Linked DNA regions of Homo sapiens: region 2 is linked to region 1. Evidence: chromatin contacts called from ENCODE Hi-C or POLR2A ChIA-PET data. All regions are on one chromosome and are shown on one strand. The core of a region is the stretch at or near the end of the contact, and the rest is flanking DNA. Distances in the headings are between cores, read along the strand shown.

The links. A loop is a pair of places that touch in the nucleus more often than their neighbours do. ChIA-PET counts read pairs that join two places held with the same protein, here RNA polymerase II (POLR2A). Pooled maps may share reads with other maps.
Region 2: a loop to region 1 is called in a pooled map, with 5 times the contacts of the local background. The contact joins the enhancer-like site here to the promoter of PPP1CA in region 1. A Hi-C loop is called at or near these places in 11 of 37 single-sample maps with no recorded cell type and 6 of 50 pooled maps. POLR2A ChIA-PET finds 5 or more read pairs at or near these places in 3 of 52 experiments (Caco-2, H1 and activated CD4-positive, alpha-beta T cell).

The regions. Positions count from the first base shown.
Region 1 is chr11:67,400,501-67,403,200 of GRCh38, forward strand. PPP1CA (protein phosphatase 1 catalytic subunit alpha) reads right to left here and starts at 1,358. Exons shown (of 7, transcript NM_002708.4): 1 at 1,228-1,358; 2 at 568-699; 3 at 189-419. The coding sequence starts at 1,282. RefSeq lists a silencer at 840-1,619.
Region 2 is chr11:67,557,190-67,559,889 of GRCh38, forward strand. No RefSeq gene overlaps it. Among named protein-coding and RNA genes, the nearest start is that of GSTP1, 25 kb to the right of the region's middle. Within about 2 kb of position 1,407, at least 10 of the 41 ENCODE cell types and tissues checked have a DNase peak (open chromatin) inside an H3K27ac peak, as active enhancers do.

The DNA of each region.
Region 1 (2,700 bases), core at 108-2,607:
CAGCAACCATTCCCCAGACCCCATGCCAGGAGGGGCAGGGCAGGCACGAGAACGGACCTGGGCCCCGCCTTCGTGGAGCGCACAGTCTATCAAGTGTCTGTCAGATATCAGGCCAATGTGAAGGTCCCACTGAATGGCAAAGAGTGCGGTTCAGGACCCGGGCAGCCCCAGACGCTCAGACCACTCACACTCATCGTAGAAACCATAGATGCGGTTGATGCTGGCACACTCGTGGTTCCCACGGAGCAGGAAGAAGTTCTCGGGGTACTTGATCTTATAGGCCAGCAGCAGGCAGATGGTCTCCAAGGACTGCTTGCCCCTGTCCACATAGTCCCCCAGAAAGAGGTAGTTGCTCTCGGGAGGGAAACCGCCATACTCAAATAGTCGCAGAAGGTCGTAGTACTGGCCGTGTATGTCACCTGTGACCCAGGGAACCGGGTAAGCTAGATGCAAGGTCTAGACCTGAACCCAGGGCCAGGACTGCGCTCAAGGGAGGAGGGCTCCAGGAACTCTGTGGGGTCCAGTGCCACTTTTAGGAAGGCAAGGGGACCTGGGCCGGGGGCTCACCGCAGATCTTGAGGGGTGCCTCCAGCTCCAGAAGAATGGGCTGGCTCAGAAAAATCTCCCGGGATTTCAGGCACAGACCGCGGATCTCGTTCTCTGTCAGCTGTACATTCTTGCCAGGCCGCGAGCCCTGCACTGGGGCGCAATGGGGTGTCAGGACCCTGGACCCTGACAGGAGGAGGGTGGGCGACACGGGTGGCCCCATGGATACCTCCGGGGGCGCCTAGGCCTCCTCGGCCCCTCCTTGCCCACAGGCAGCTGTTGCTGCTGAGCCTCCCGGGACCGCGGCCTCAAGCCTCCCAGGGGAAGCCCCCAGCTACCCTCAGCGCCTCGGGAGGCGACTGTCGTGCGCAGGGGGCTGCCACCAAAAACCTCACAGCGCAGGACCCCTTCCTGGACCGGGCTTCCCGGGTTTCTCCCTCGCCCCAAGAGCCCAGGCAACCCGTGCGCCCCCAGCCCGGGAGAGGGGGGGAGCTGCTCCGCGCGTCGGAGCTGGCCCCGGACCTCTCAGGCGCGTCCGCGGGGGGGCAGCTGCGGCCACGGAACCTCGCTGCCCGTCCCCGCCCAGTCTAAGCTGGCCCCGGGGGCCCGCCCGCGCGCCACTTCCGGGCCGGGCAGGGGGCCAGGGCGCGGCGGACGCGGGCCTCCCCCGCCCCGACCAACCTTCCAGCAGGCGCCCGATGATCGAGTCCAGGTTGAGCTTCTCGCTGTCGGACATGGCGGCGCCGCCGCTCCAGCCCAGCAGCTCCTGGCCCGCTCCTGCCTCCCGCCCTCCGGCAGCCTCCTTCCGGCCTGGCTCTCCTTCCGCCCGCCCCAGTCCGCCCCCGGCCCGCGGCCCCGCCTCCAGGCCTCCCGGGCCCGCCCCGCCCAGTCCCCCGCCCTCTAGCGCCCCCGCTGGACGTGAGGCGCGGCGGCCCGGGGGGCGGGGCCTCGGCGGCGGGCTGGGGGCGGGGTCTGTCGGGGGCGTGACCAAGCTGGTTACGCCCCAGAGGAGGCGCCCAGCCCTGTTCAGAGGATGTGGGGCCGGAAGGACTGTGGAAGTTGTTTTTCTCTTTCAAAAGCCCAACAGACTTTCCCACCCCTTCCCTGGGTGGAAGGTGTTGTGAACATGTTAATAACCGGCTGCTAGGCACTGAGGGTTAACTGCTCCAAGTGCAGGAAAGGAAACTGAGGCTCAAGAGATAAAAACAGCCTGGACCTCGCATTCACGGAGGACCCCCCACTTCTTCGTGGGTCTCTGTGGCGCCCAGGCGGCTGACCACACTCAAAGACAGCTACGGCTGAATTCCCAGCGCACTTTGGTCCTTGGGGCATGCTAAATTAATATTTTCTTATAAGTCCCATAATTCGCTTTTTTTTTTTGAGACAGAGTTTTGCTCTGTCCCCCAGGCTGGAGTGCAGTGGCGCGACTTTGGCTCACTGCAACATTCACTTCCCGGGTTCAAGCGATTCTCCTGCCTCAGCCTCTGGAGTAGCTGGGATTACAGGCGTGCGCCACTGTGCCCAGCTAATTTTTGTATTTTTAGCAGAGGTGGGGTTTCGCCATGTTGGCCAGGTGGCCTTGAACTCCTAACCTCAAGTGATCCACCCCCCTTGACCTCCCAAAGTGCTAGGATTACAGGCGTGAGCCAACAAGCCTGGCCCCATAATTAGCTTTTGAGTAGCACAGTAATATTGCAGGGTGTGCACATAAAAATAATTACTTTATGAGCAGACGTGGCTGGGCACAGTGGCTCACGCCTGTAATCCCAGGACTTTGGGAGGCCTAGGCGGGCGGATCATTTGAGGTCAGGAGTTCGAGACCAGCCTGGCCAACATGGTGAAACCCCATCTCTCTAAAAATACAAAAAGTTAGCTGGGCATGATGGGAGCCTCCTGTAATCCCAGCTACTTGGGAGGCTGAGGCAGGAGAATCGCTTGAACCTGGGAAGTGGAGCCCAGGCGACAGTGCGAGACTGTCTCAAAAAAAAAAAAAAAAAAAAGAAGAGCAGACGATAAATGAACCTTAATTCTTGTTGGAACCCTGAGTTGGTGCTTTACATGCCAGTAACCTCAGAACTGGAAGTGGGCCTGCCGTGGTGGCTCAGGCCTGTAATTCCAGCACTTTGGGAGGCTAAGGCGGGATGGTCTCTTGCG
Region 2 (2,700 bases), core at 157-2,656, 160 kb after region 1:
ATGGTGAAACCGCGTCCTTACTAAAAATACACAAATTAGCCGAGCATAGTGGCACATGTCTGTAATCCCAGCTACCCGGGAGGCTGAGGCAGGAGAATCACTTGAATCTGGGAGGTGGAGGTTGCAGTAAGCAGAGATCACACCACTGCACTCTGGCCTGGGCGACAGAGTGAAACTCCATCTTGAAAAAAAAAATTGCATTTCCTAATGACACTGAACATGTTTTTACCTTTTTATATGCTTAAGGGGTGTATAATAATGGCACACAAATCGTCTTAAGGCTATTTGTTTTAAATATTAGGGACTAGACTATGAAATATGGACACAGATAGGCTAGTAATTTATTGTCCCTTTGAAGTCTTTTTTTTTTTTTTTTTTTTTTTTGGTAGAGATGGGGTCTTGCCATGTTGCCCAAGCTGGTCTCGAACTCCTGGGCTCAAGTGATCCACCTGCCTTGGCCTCCCAAAGTGCTGGGATTACAGGCGTGAACCACCACAACTGGCCCCTTTCAAAGTCTTTTTTTTTTTTTTTTTTGAGAGGGGTCTCACTCTGTCACCCAGGCTGGAGAGCAGTGGTGCGATCTCGGCTCACTGCAACCTCTGCCTCCTGGGTTCAAGTGATTCTCCTGCCTCAGCCTCCCGAGTAGCTGAGACTACAGGTGTGTGCCACCACACCCGGCTCTTTTTTGTGTGTTTTTAGTAGAGACAGCGTTTCACCATGTTGGCCAGGCTGGTCTCAAACTCCTGACCGCAAATGATCTGCCCGCCTTGGCCTCCCAAAATGCTGGGATTATAGGCATGAGCCACTGCGCCCAGCCCAAAGTCTTTACATATTTGCCCAACATGTATTTAGTTTGGCTGTTTCTTTATTTTAAAAAGCCGCTTTTTATTTAAAGAAAAACAAAAGATTGTTTTCAGAAATAAATTCACCTTCCGGGGCTAAAAAAATCCTAACCATTTCCTACTTCTCTTTGGTTCTTGTTCTCACTTCAGGTTGTATATTAATCAGATACAAGTCCCACTGAGGTTACAAAGTCCCCCAACCGCAGCAGCTGAAACAAGCTAGAAGTATGTTTTCACTCTGCAACAAGTCCGGTGTCCTCTGCACGAAGCAATGGGCACTCCGTGGTGTTAGGGACCCAGGCTCCCCCTGCTCTCTCTGCCATGCCAAGGATGCCATCCCTGTCACGTCCATGTTCCAGCCCCGCGGGATCAGGGGTTCTCTGAACAACACCTTTTGAAGAGGCATCTTCTAGGTTTGCAATGTAGATGATAAAATAAGTCACTTGTTGGCAACACGCAGCATACCCCATGCAGCACCGGGTTTCTGACTTGCAACTGGCGTGACTTCTAGTGAATGTGCCGCCCAGAAACACTCGACGGAGACTACACTGCTATCACTAAGTTGTTTTTTCTCCTTCTTGAGTACTTCAGTGGGGTGGGGCCAATTTATATTTAACCAGTTATTTCAGGAATCAAGGAGGGCGGGGAGGCACACTGACTGCTGTATTACTGGTTCATTCTGGGAAGCCTGGGCCCAGCTCCAGCTTGCTGAGGCCACGCTACGGGGTCCACAGCGTCGACTGTCCCTGACTCTAACCAGCGTCTCCCAGAGCCTGCAAATGTGCCACACACAGCAGCAGGGGCGGGGCTCACTCCTCATTCTCACTCTTCGACTTGTATTGGGCTGATTTTGATTGAAAGCAGCAGAAACCCAATCAAAGGCGAATTTGCTGACTCAGTTAACTGGAAGATAACGGATGCTTCTGCTTTACGCACGTTGGATCCAGGAGCTCCATCAAATTCTTCATCATTTCTCACTCTTCCTCCCCATGAAACATTGTTTTTCTCCCTCTGTCTCTCTTTTTTTTTTTTTTTTTGAGACAGAGTCTTGCTCTGTCGTCCAGGCTGGAGTGCAGTGGTGCGATCTCGGCTCACTGAAACCTCCGCCTCCCGGGTTCGAGCAATTCTCGTGCCTCAGCCTCCCGAGTGGCTGGGACTACAGGTGCCCGGCTAATTTTTGAATTTTTAGTGGAGACGGGGTTTCACCGCGTTGGCCAGGCTGGTGTCGAACTTCTGACCTCAAGTGGTCTGTCCGCCTCAGCCTCCCAAAATGTTGGGATTACAGGTATGAGCCACTGCACCCAGCCAGCATTCTTTTTCTCTACACTGCTTACTTCTCTGTGGCTTCATTCTCAGGCAGCCTGTACCTGCAGGGTGGCAAATATGGCCAAGTCACTTTAAGGCTTTCTTTGATGAGTTCTGGGGTTGCCTTTCATTGGCGTGGCTCACTGGGTCCTGCCCCTCCCTGAATAATCACTTTGGCTAGGAGAATGCAGTTCCTATCCCCTTGGCAGAAGTGGTCACTTTCAGTTCAATCACATGGATTTGGTTCCTCCAAGAAAGAGAGGTTCTGTTACCAAAGGAAGAGGCAAAGGATGCTTAGCTGACGAAGACCTCAGGTGCCCTCTGTGCCTTCTTTGCTGTGCCCAGATGATGCCTTTGGCCAGCTTTTTCCTGTACTGCTCATTATAAAAACAATATGTAATGAAGTGGAGAAAACTTATTTCTCAAAAATTCCTGGACAGGCACTGTGGCTCACGCCTATAATTTCAGTGCCTTGGGAAGCTGAGGTGGGAGGCCAGGAGTTTGAGACGAGCCTGGGCAACACACTGAGATCCCATCTCCATTTAAAATATGT